2 separate regions of the Homo sapiens genome follow, and region 2 is linked to region 1. Evidence: chromatin contacts called from ENCODE Hi-C data. All regions are on one chromosome and are shown on one strand. The core of a region is the stretch at or near the end of the contact, and the rest is flanking DNA. Distances in the headings are between cores, read along the strand shown.

Region 1 (5,205 bases), core at 1,555-4,054:
GTAGGATTGTGTCTGGTTTGTTGGAAGAACAGAAAGGAAGCCTTTGTGGTGTGGCAGGAACTAAGGGAGTAGGCGGTGAGCAGAAGATAAGGTCAGAGGGAAGGGAGAAAGGTGGAGAGTGAGAACTACCTTGACATCTTGGAAAGACTTTGCCTTTTATTCTAGGTGAGTTGGGGAACCACTGGTGGTCTGAAAGCCAGAGAGTACATGATCAGGCTGACGTTTAACAGAATGCCTCTGTCTGCTGTGTTGGGAACAGACTGAGCGAGTAAGGGAGAAAGCAGGCAACTGCAGCTGACCAAAAGAGAGACAGGAGAGCTGAGATATTAATGGAGTGACCAGCAGCATCAGAATTACCAGGAGGCTTGGGAAAACAGATTGTTGGGCCCCAGCCCTGGAGCTGCTACCTGTTAGTATGGGCAGTGTCCAAGGAATTTACATTACAAGTTCCCAGGTGATGATACTGCTGGTCTGGGGGCCACACTTTGAGAACTTGTCTTTGTAGAATTTATGAAAACATTTGTTTATCAAAGTTCTCAAGGAAGCACATTGCTCGCTCCTGTGTCCCCAGTGCCTAGCGTGATGCCTGGCACGAGTCTTCATCGAGCTCAGGCTCTGGGCCAGGCTCAGTGCTATTGAATGAGGTTCATGAGGGTCCCAGGTTTGAACTGTTTGGAGGTAACTGGTGATGAAACTTTCACAGGAAGTGGTCATTAAAGGGAAAGGATTCCTTGTAATTACAATAACAACAGGTGTGACACCTACCCAGCGTCTGCCTAGATGTTTTACTTGTATCCCTCTCCAATTAAATCCTGTAAAAGCCCTGGGAGTCGGGCATTATCCCGGGATTTTTATGAATGAGAGAACCAAGGCTTGGAGAGTTTAATTTTCCCAAGACCACAGGATTAACAAGTACCAGAACCCAGCCAGGCCTGAGTGGGAGCTCTCTGCTGTTTACATCATAGGCCGCCTGAAGAAGTCACTGACAAGACCTAGTAATTAAAGAACCTCGAGAAGCTAGGAGTTTCATTCTTTGAGGACTGTGAGCTTTTTTAAAAGTGCAAAGAATATGCCATCCTTTAAAAAAATGCTTCCCATCTGAATTGAGATTCCTGTTCACACAACATGTTTTGAGCCTCCAGCCCTTCCTGGCAGAACCCTGGTAGCAGTGGCTGTCCCAACAGAAGTATTTTTGCTGACTTTTGTGGCTTAAAAGCCTTCTCTGATGGAGCACTTTTCCTCCCCTCTTCCTCTTCTCAGCCTCCTCCGGCAGGATGAAGGGTGTAAGATTTTGTGCTGAGGCGCTGAAGCTTGACAAATTGAGGCCAGCCTATCTCTAAATGGAATCCGTGTATCTTGCTAGGGAGGGAGAAAATCAAGTTCCAGCACTTCCCTCCTTATCAGCCTCTCCTTTTCCCTACCCTTCCCTGAGGATAAAAATAACCGCTTCCCAGGGCCTCACTGCGATGGAGCAACTGTGCCCCGAAGCCAGGCCTAGCTGTCAGAGCAGCTGCTCCCCGAGGCACGGCCCCGCGAGAGCCTTGGGGTCAGGACGGGGGCCTGTCCGCAGGGACGAGGTGTCCCAGGACAGGGCAGGGGCCCTTGGAGCCTCACCAAGAGAGGGGGCACTGGTGCAAGTTTGACCGCGATGGTGGGCGGCTCACAAAAATACATCAGGAGGCCCGGAAGTCCATGCACTGGCTGGCTCCACCGCCTTTAAGTACACGAGGTCTATCTGCAGTTCTTAACCTCTTTGAGGGCACAAGGACTCCCTAGAACAAATGATGACATACCACCTCTCTGTGTGCAATCAAGCATACACACAACACACAGAAACATGGACGTGGACACAAATACGCACGGAGACACATACACTTTTGCACACAGTTTCATATTATTGGAAGGCTGTCGAAGCCTGGTATGGACCACAGATTAACAACCCCAAAGGCAGGTTGATTATAGTGATGCAGAACGATTATAAAAAAAATAACAATTTGGCAGGGCGCGGTGGCTTACACCTGTAATCCCAGCACTTTGGGAGGCCGAGGTCAGTTGATCACGTGAGGTCAGGAGTTCGAGACCAACCCGGCCAACATGGTGAAACCCCGTCTCTACTAAAAATACAAAAAAATTAGTCGGGCATGGTTGCGGGCGCCTGTAATCCCAGCTACTCGGGAGGCTGAGGCAGGAGAATGGCTTGAACCTAGGAGGCAGAGGTTGCAGTGAGCCGAGATCGTGCCAGTGCACTCCAGCTTGGGTGACGGAGCAAGACTTCGTCTCAAAATAAATAAATAAAAATATAAAAATAAATAAAATTTTGTAACGTAAAAATAGGGTTAGTAAAGCGTGCTAAGATCTTTCTGGAAAACAAATATATGTAGTATAAATTCTAATAATAGATACGGAAACGATAAAGTTGATCACCGATGGTAAGATAAAGGATGATTTCTATTTATTTGAGTTTTCCCACTAAACAGGAAAGCATGCTGCTTTTTCGCAACCAGAACGGCCGCATCCAGGCGTTTCCGGGGACCTGGGGCGCCCACTGAGCTGCAGGCGCGGCCGGTGGCTCCAGCCTGGCCCGTCCGTCGGGAAAGGAGGGTTACAGACAATAGACAAGCAAACATTAGACGCAGTGACCGCGTGGGGCGGGGACCGGCTCTTGCGGAGAGGGTGACCCGAGCCCTTCGCCCGCCGAGGCACTTTAAAACCCCAGCGCGTTGCCCAGGCCGGCCCGCCCAGAGCGAAAGGTGCGTGCGCGCTCCCGGGGAGGCGGCGGCGCGCACGGGCGCGTCCCGCGGGCAGCCCCCAACTCCGGACGATGCAGCGAGGAGGCGGCGGCGGCGGCGCGCTCCGGAGGTCTGAAGCCACTGCTGGCTGCCACGGGCCGGCGGTGCGATGAGCTGGGCAGCCGCCCCCGGCTCGGGGCTGTGAGCGGCTCGGGGCCGGGGGTGGGCGGCGGTGCGGCGGGCGGCCGACGCTCCTCTTCGGCGGCGGCGGCGGCGGCCATGCGTGGGGCGGCGCGGCTGGGGCGGCCGGGCCGGAGTTGCCTCCCGGGGGCCCGCGGCCTGAGGGCCCCGCCGCCGCCGCCGCTGCTGCTTCTGCTTGCGCTGTTGCCGCTGCTGCCCGCGCCTGGCGCTGCCGCCGCCCCCGCCCCGCGGCCCCCGGAGCTGCAGTCGGCTTCCGCGGGGCCCAGCGTGAGTCTCTACCTGAGCGAGGACGAGGTGCGCCGGCTGATCGGTGAGTGGGGCCGCCGAGGCCGGGGCGGGCAGGTCGGGCCGGCTGGGGCAGCTTCCGGCCGCCGGCGGATCAGTCTGCGAGCCGTGGACCTCGGGCGAGTACCCTCCCCGCCCCCCGCGCCCGGATTCGCCTCGCGGCCCGGTCTCTGCCTGCCGTGCTGGCTGGGAGGTGTGGTCCCTGCCCGGTCCCCAGCTCTGGGTCAGCCTTCGTGCCGCCCTCGCTGCCCCGCCGCGATAGACCCAGATTCACCCCATCCCATCCTCCTCACTGCCTCCTTAGCCCTTCTCCCTAGAAGAGTCAGTCACCCTTACAACTTTTTTTCCTTGCTGCACGAAGTTTTTTTGACGCTTTCTATGTGTGTCACTCTAGGGCCCTCGATTTTGAATATCTCGAAATTCACGTTTTAGACTGAACTTGCAAACCCTTTGCTGTGGTTTTGATGCTCCAGTAGAGGCCACGCTCTGTGCTTACCCTTTTACAAAAAAAAAAAAAAAAAAAAAAAAAACGAGAGAGAAAGAAGGGGAGGTTATAAGGGCACCAAATGTTCGTGGCAGCCTCCAACTCTTGGGACGTAGATTTGGAGCATATGCTTAGATTCTAAGCATATTTTTAGTGAATGAATCGCCAGGTAGCAGACCTTTTTAGTTTCAATACCTTTTTGGTTTTTGCATTGGGTGTGTTGGGAGTTTGGACTGACTCTGTACTTCTGGGCCACTCTCCTACTTTTGAGTATCTTGAAGGGAAACAAGAACTTAGTCTTGGGTCGGTTTGTGGTTCCATTTACTTGCTTAGCTTTGTTGTTTGGGGAATTAATTTGAAAAATTGCTGGGGTCTTATGTTAGGACTTTGTGGATTCTGGAAATGACCCCTTAGAGGAAGATCTGACAGGAACGACCCCCCAAAAAGGAAGTCCTTGGTACCTAGACGTTTGCATTCTTTTGTTATTATGGCAGTATCTTTATTTCATCTGAAGGTGGTGCTTCTGAGTGTTTGAGGGGAAAAATTATTCTCTATTGCATCCATTATTTGTCAGTATTCTATTTTTTTTTAAGTAATAAGACTTTGTTGAGGTGTGTTGAGATTGACTCAGTGTAGAAATGGAATTACTGAAAGCAGACTCTTTAGACATTACATGTACGGATTTGCAGTTTTTAGCCAAAGAAGAATGCTCTTTTTATGAAGTCGTGCTCATTCTTAATCCTTCTTAGTCTAGCTGAGTTAGCTGAATGTAGTTTAGCTGAATTAAAACTCTACTTGGGGTAGTACTTGGAACACAAGACTAAGATTTAGGAAAAATAATACAAGACGACTCATATCACATTAATTTTAGAAATATTAACGTATTATGCATGGTTTTGTAAAGGCTTTTTGGTTAAAAGCACTTATATAGCTTGTGACTTTGTTTACATGGGTAAACAAAGTCAGAGGTGTAGGTAGGAGACAGAAGACAACCAGGGACTGACATTGAATTCCTGCCATATACCTGCCCCTACATGCTTTATACACATAATTTCTTCTAATTTTCTCGGGGCCCAGTGAGGTAGGTGGCATTATGCCTATTGTAGAGATGAGGAAAGTGGGGTTTTAAAGTAACTTGCTCAAGGTCACACAGTTAATTTTTTTTTAGACGGAGTCTCGCTCTTGTCACCCAGGCTGGAGTGCAGTGGCGTGATCTCGGCTCACTGCAATCTCTGCTTCCTGGGTTCAGGTGATTCACCTGCCTCAGCCTCCCAAGTAGCGACCACTTCTGGCTATTTTTTGTATTTTTAGTAGAGACAGGGTTTCACCATGTTGGTCAGGCTGGTCTTGAACTCCTGAGCTCGTGATCTGCCCGCCTCGGCCTCCCAAAGTGCTGGGATTACAGGTGTGAGCCACCGCACCTGGCCTAGTTCATATTTTTGAAAAAAATGAAACAGTGTTGACATAGGCTGCAAAGTTTTATCGAATGAAATGAAGATTTTGTCT
Region 2 (5,217 bases), core at 675-3,174, 3.9 Mb before region 1:
AAATACTCTTCAAGAAGTTTTTGAATAAAATAAGCAGAAAATATTATTTACCAAGGAAGTGAAACAAATGAAAACTTTCAATCATATGCATTATACAAGTTGACAACATCCAAAAAGTAAACTTCAGGTGAACTGAAGGATAAATGAAATCTAAATGAATAATTAAAGGAGAACTGAGAACAGCCAAGACACATACTATTTTTTTTTAACATAATGAGGTAAAAGTCATTGGCCTGCACTCCCACAGAATATTCCTGGGTATTACAGTCAGTGATGGAGTAACAGGCTAATCTGATCTAATACTTAGGTAAACAGTATTTCCTTAGTTGCAGTTTAAAAATAAGAAAAAATGACTGCTAAAATGGATCAGGGGAAAAATCTGTTGACAGCCTCACAAAATTATTATTGTATTGACAACTTAAGCCTTTTCAAGGTTGAGGTCTGCCACACTGCTCTAACCCTGAATCATAAGCAAATGTCCTAGGTGTTTTCAGATAGGTGAGTTTGTTTGTGGGACAAGTCAGAGAAGAGAAAAGAAACCGGTTGTAGTTACAAGACTCTAGGAACCCGACAAGTCATTTATAATCCAACTACCCTCTCAGTATCAGACTGGCTTCCACAAGTCTAAAAGATGGTCAATCAGTATTTGCCTGCTTGTTTCCAACAATAGCAAATGAACCATTGGTAAACTGACCATTCTCAGAGTCGGACAGCTCGAATTTGTTGCAAAATCCTTCGAAGTTATCTCCCAGTAACTTTCATTCCTGGTCCTGGTTCAAGAGCAACATAGTGAAAGGTGAAAGTCGTCTTTTTCTTTAAAAAAACTTTTTTTAAAAAAAAAAAAAACAGGTTTTACTTCCTGGCATGTCAATACGTTCCCTTCTTTCAACAATGGGGAAATAAATCTCACCCCCTTTTCCCCCCTTCAATGTTTGACTCCCCTTAAAGAAAAACGGAATACCAGGCACAGGGAACATAGAGTTCCTCTGACTCAGAGCCGCGACCTCTGAGCAGAGCGGAGGAAAGGGGCTTAAAAAACCACACACACTAGGAAGAGTTGCAGCTGATACGAATCACCATTGCCAAAAAGCAAACTGCTTCAGCCGGTGCCCAGGTGCTGGGACGCGATAGAAGCCGCACAGACTTGGCCTGGCAGCTCTGAGGAAATGGGGGCCAAGGAGCCTGCACCTCTTCTTGCCAAAGCCCGGGAGAGCTGAGTGGGCGCTCGTTCTCAGGCCGGCTGCAAGCCCGGCGCTTCACAAGGCAGAGCGTTCGGCCCCCGGGAAGCGGCATCGCTAAAAGGAAGGCTCAGTGAAACGCTTGGCAAAGTCCAAGCCGCGCCGCCCAGCCAGTTGTCTATAAGCCCAGCCACCCCGCCTGCCAGACGCCATCCTGGGAACCCGCACCGGCGGGAGCTCCCGGAGTTGGAAACGTCTTTGGCTCGGCCGCGGTCCCCTCTGCCCGTCTATCCCGCCTCTCCACCCTCGCTCACTCCCTGGCCCGAGACTGAGCCGGGGTCCACCCCAGGGGGTGGTGCCCAGGAGGCACACCACGCTTGGGGGAATGGTGGAGACCGGGATGAGGCTTCCTGGAGGGCGGGCGGGCGGCCGCGGCGGGTCACTCACCGAAAGGACGCTCATGCGGATTGGGGTCTCCAACAAGCACGCCATCTTGAGCCTTCCCACCCGGCTGCTGCAGGCGCCGGCGCGGGGGCCGGCACTTTCGACAGCCAACTATTGGCCAACGCTAGGCACCGCTCCCTAAAGGCAGCCAGATAGACGAGAACTGGCCACGCTCTGGACACCGCTCAAGTACCGGAAAGGCCCGCAGAAAGAAGGGCAAAAGGGAATGGCGTCAGGGGCTGTCCTACGAATCGTTCTCTCAGAAACAGCAGCTACTCTGAGCCTGGGTTAGAGGTGGAAGCGGGCAGCGGTTTCCGCATGCGCAAAGAAGATCTGCCGGCCCCACCTGCCGCTCGCGGTGGGCGGGGCCCCAGAGGCGGAGTCTCGCCCTGACGCTACGAGTTTTACGGACTGATAAATTGCAGTTTATGGATTCCAGTATTCATATTTGGAAAAAGTAGTACGTGGAGCCACATACATAGTTTGAAGTTCACTTTCATATTCATTCTCTCTCTCTGCACCAAACTCCCGGCGTCGTTATCTCCATTTTATAGGTGGGGAAATTGCGATCCCAGAACCTTTGCCAACCGTAAGAGTGATTGTTTCACGATCCGATACAGATACGTGACTTGCCTTAGCGTTGTGTGCCGGCCCCGTTTATTCTGGTGTAGTGTTAAGAATAGCCAGAATGCTTGGGTTTCTTCCTAGCTACTTGATTTATCAGCTGCTTTACCCTGGGCAAGTTATCTAACCTTCTGTTTGAGTTTCCTCATCTATAAAATAAAGGTTAATGAGGATAGAGGAGTCAACAAACGTGAAGCTCTCAGAAAAAACCTAGAACATAGAAAGCGTTATACAATATGTGTTAACATTTCTCCAGCTTCTGAGTTAAGTGGGGAAAATGGGGGCAAATATCTAAATATTTCGCACTAAAACACTCTCATAACCGAAGCTAAATAAAAGTATGCTTTCAATTATACTTGATTAATTCAGCTGTCCTACTACTTTGTGTGTGTGTGTGTGTGTGTGTGCAACACTGCCCTTGACTTGGTTGGATAAGTTTCACCTTCGTACTGCTTGCAACCAGTAAGGTTTTCACAGTATGGTTGCAATTGGCCTGTTAACATTACTTGTATTCCTTCCATTTCTATAGCCACACCCTAATTCAGGCTCTTGTAACCTCTCCCCTGGACTACAGCAATAGCCTTCCAACTGGTCTTGTAGCTGGTAGCCTCTCCCGCACTCTGCTCCTCACTGTTTTCCTGTCTTCCTCCTGTACTTGGTTTCCAAATTTAGTGTAGCATTTACCACCCCTGCTTATGGGTCTGTGTTCCTTAACAAACTGTTGAATTCCTGGAAGGCAGGAATTTTATTTTAGGTAGTCCTTCTGCTATAATACTATTTCTGAAACTTGGGTAATCTGTACACCACCTACACAATCTTTGCCAATCTGCACCTAGGTATTATTATTCATTCAATATTTTTATTTAAAGCCAATTTCAACTCATTAAAAATTTTTGGCTTTATCCTAAACCATAATACTCTGTGAAATCAAGTTTGTTGTGCTCCTTATTTTTATTCTAGTACACATTAACTACAAAAAGTTTAAATGTCCATCCATGGACCACCTAAAATCACATCATGTACTGCATACTGCAATGGGGCAGAACATAACCCTAATACATAGTATATAGAGTCATTATAACTGTATTTGATCCACACTCCATCCATTAGCTCAAGCAATACATCCTCCAGGAATTGTCTCCCCCAGGCATGGGTTAGATACCCTTTCCCCCATGCCTTCATACTTCACTTTAATTGTAGGGTGGTTTTGTTGTTGTTAATTGTTTCCGTGTTTGTCTCACTATACACTTCAAGACAGGCACTGGGAGTTTTATCTTCTAGGTTGTCTATCTCAGTGCCTAGCACAGTCACTTAGTAAATGTTTGTTGTACGAATTTTTGGCTTAGTTTGAGCCTGGGACGAAGATTTGGGTGCATTTTGTTTATTTAGTAAGTGCTTTCAGGGAACAAAATTGATAGGTCAGGGAGAGTGAAAAAAGAAAGAATAAATATTCAAGATAATTGTCCATTATTGATGCCACTGTTTATTCCTCAATCACCTCTGAAAACATACAGAATACCTCTCTGGATTGTCCATCTTGAAGCTACAGCATTCATCCACCAATACCATATGTATTGGTTGAGGATTTCCCTAGGGCTATTAACTCCCTGCCCTCCTGGATTATATTTGTGCCCAGAACAGAACGGGCTTCTTTAACCTGATACAAAAAAGCAGAGTCTGCAGGTTTCATCTTAGGGTGGGATATAGGCAGCATAAATCTGAGCTTGCACAGAACTGTCACTGCTGCTGTGGCTGAAATCCGAGCGGGGAGGAGCTAGAAATGTGACTCAAGACATCTCACACCTCTGTCTGTTACCCAGGCTTTCCTGTTTTATATCCAGAAGACTGACATAGACATTTTACAGGAAGAAAGCATTGAATAGCCAACTCCTAAGCTTGGAGATCAGGAATCTTGCTCCCAGTTCAAATTTTGCTGATAAATAACTTTAGGTACACTCTTAAGTAATGAGTAGAAATTGGAAGATAAAAGGAATTTTTGATTCAGCCTGCATGTGACGATAACAAAACAGTTAAGCATGGGCGCGGTGGCTCACACCTGTAATCACAACACTTTGGGAGGCTGAGGCTGATGGATCACCTGAGTTCAGGAGTTCAAGACCAGCCTGCCCAATATGGCGAAACCCCATCTCTACTAAAAATACAAAAATTAGCCTTGCATAGTGGCATGCACTTGTAGTTCCAGCTACTCGGGAGGCCGAGACAGGAGAATTGCTTGAACCCGGGAAGTGGAGGTTGCAGAAAAAAACAAAAACAGTTAAATTTGGCACTGTGGTGAGGAGAGGAAAATATCCATGCTGACTACTCTGCAAACAGAAATGAAACTTCTCCCTGTCGTTCCATGGCTCTTAGAGCAGTATTAATTTCTGTAAAAAAAAAAAAAAAGACAACAAAGTGTGAGTTTAATGAAGAAAAAAAATGAAATGCAAAACAAGAAGTAGCCAGAAAAAAATCTGAAAAATCTTTATAAATATCTTTGTGGAACTGCCTAAGATGAGAAACAAAGCCAGAGAGAAATGTATCTATACAAAAATAGGAAAGTTTAAAGTGTGGGGAGATAGGTATAATCCAAAACCTGAATGGTCCCAAAAGAAATTTAGAAGAATCTTTAAAAAGACTTGAAAACGGGCTGGGCACGGTGGCTCACACCTGTAATCCCAGCACTTTGGGAGGCCGAGGTGGGTGGATCACCTGAGGCCGGGAGTTCGAGACCAGCCTGACCAACATGGAGAAATCCCGTCTCTACTAAAAATACAAAAAAATTAGCTGGGCATGGTGGCGGATGCCTGTAATCCCAGCTACTCGGGAGGCTGAGGCAGGAGAATCGCCTGAACCCGGGAGGCGGAGGTTGTGGTGAGCCAAGATCGCGCCATTGCACTCCAGCCTGGGCAACAAGTGCGAAACTCGGTCTCAAAAAAAAAAAAAAAAAAAAAAAGGAAAACAGATGAAATAC

Evidence for each region. A loop is a pair of places that touch in the nucleus more often than their neighbours do. Pooled maps may share reads with other maps.
Region 2: a map of naive thymus-derived CD4-positive, alpha-beta T cell shows a loop between it and region 1 (21-fold over the local background). The contact joins the promoter of ARMC8 here to the promoter of RYK in region 1. A Hi-C loop is called at or near these places in 3 of 168 maps with a recorded cell type or tissue (CD4-positive, alpha-beta T cell, CD8-positive, alpha-beta T cell and naive thymus-derived CD4-positive, alpha-beta T cell) and 6 of 50 pooled maps.

Annotation. Positions count from the first base shown.
Region 1 is chr3:134,248,458-134,253,662 of GRCh38, reverse strand. RYK (receptor like tyrosine kinase) reads left to right here and starts at 2,804. Exons shown (of 15, transcript NM_002958.4): 1 at 2,804-3,240. The coding sequence starts at 3,009. RefSeq lists a silencer at 2,630-3,449 and an enhancer at 2,785-3,563.
Region 2 is chr3:138,184,008-138,189,224 of GRCh38, reverse strand. ARMC8 (armadillo repeat containing 8) reads right to left here and starts at 1,924. Exons shown (of 22, transcript NM_001363941.2): 1 at 1,626-1,924. The coding sequence starts at 1,670.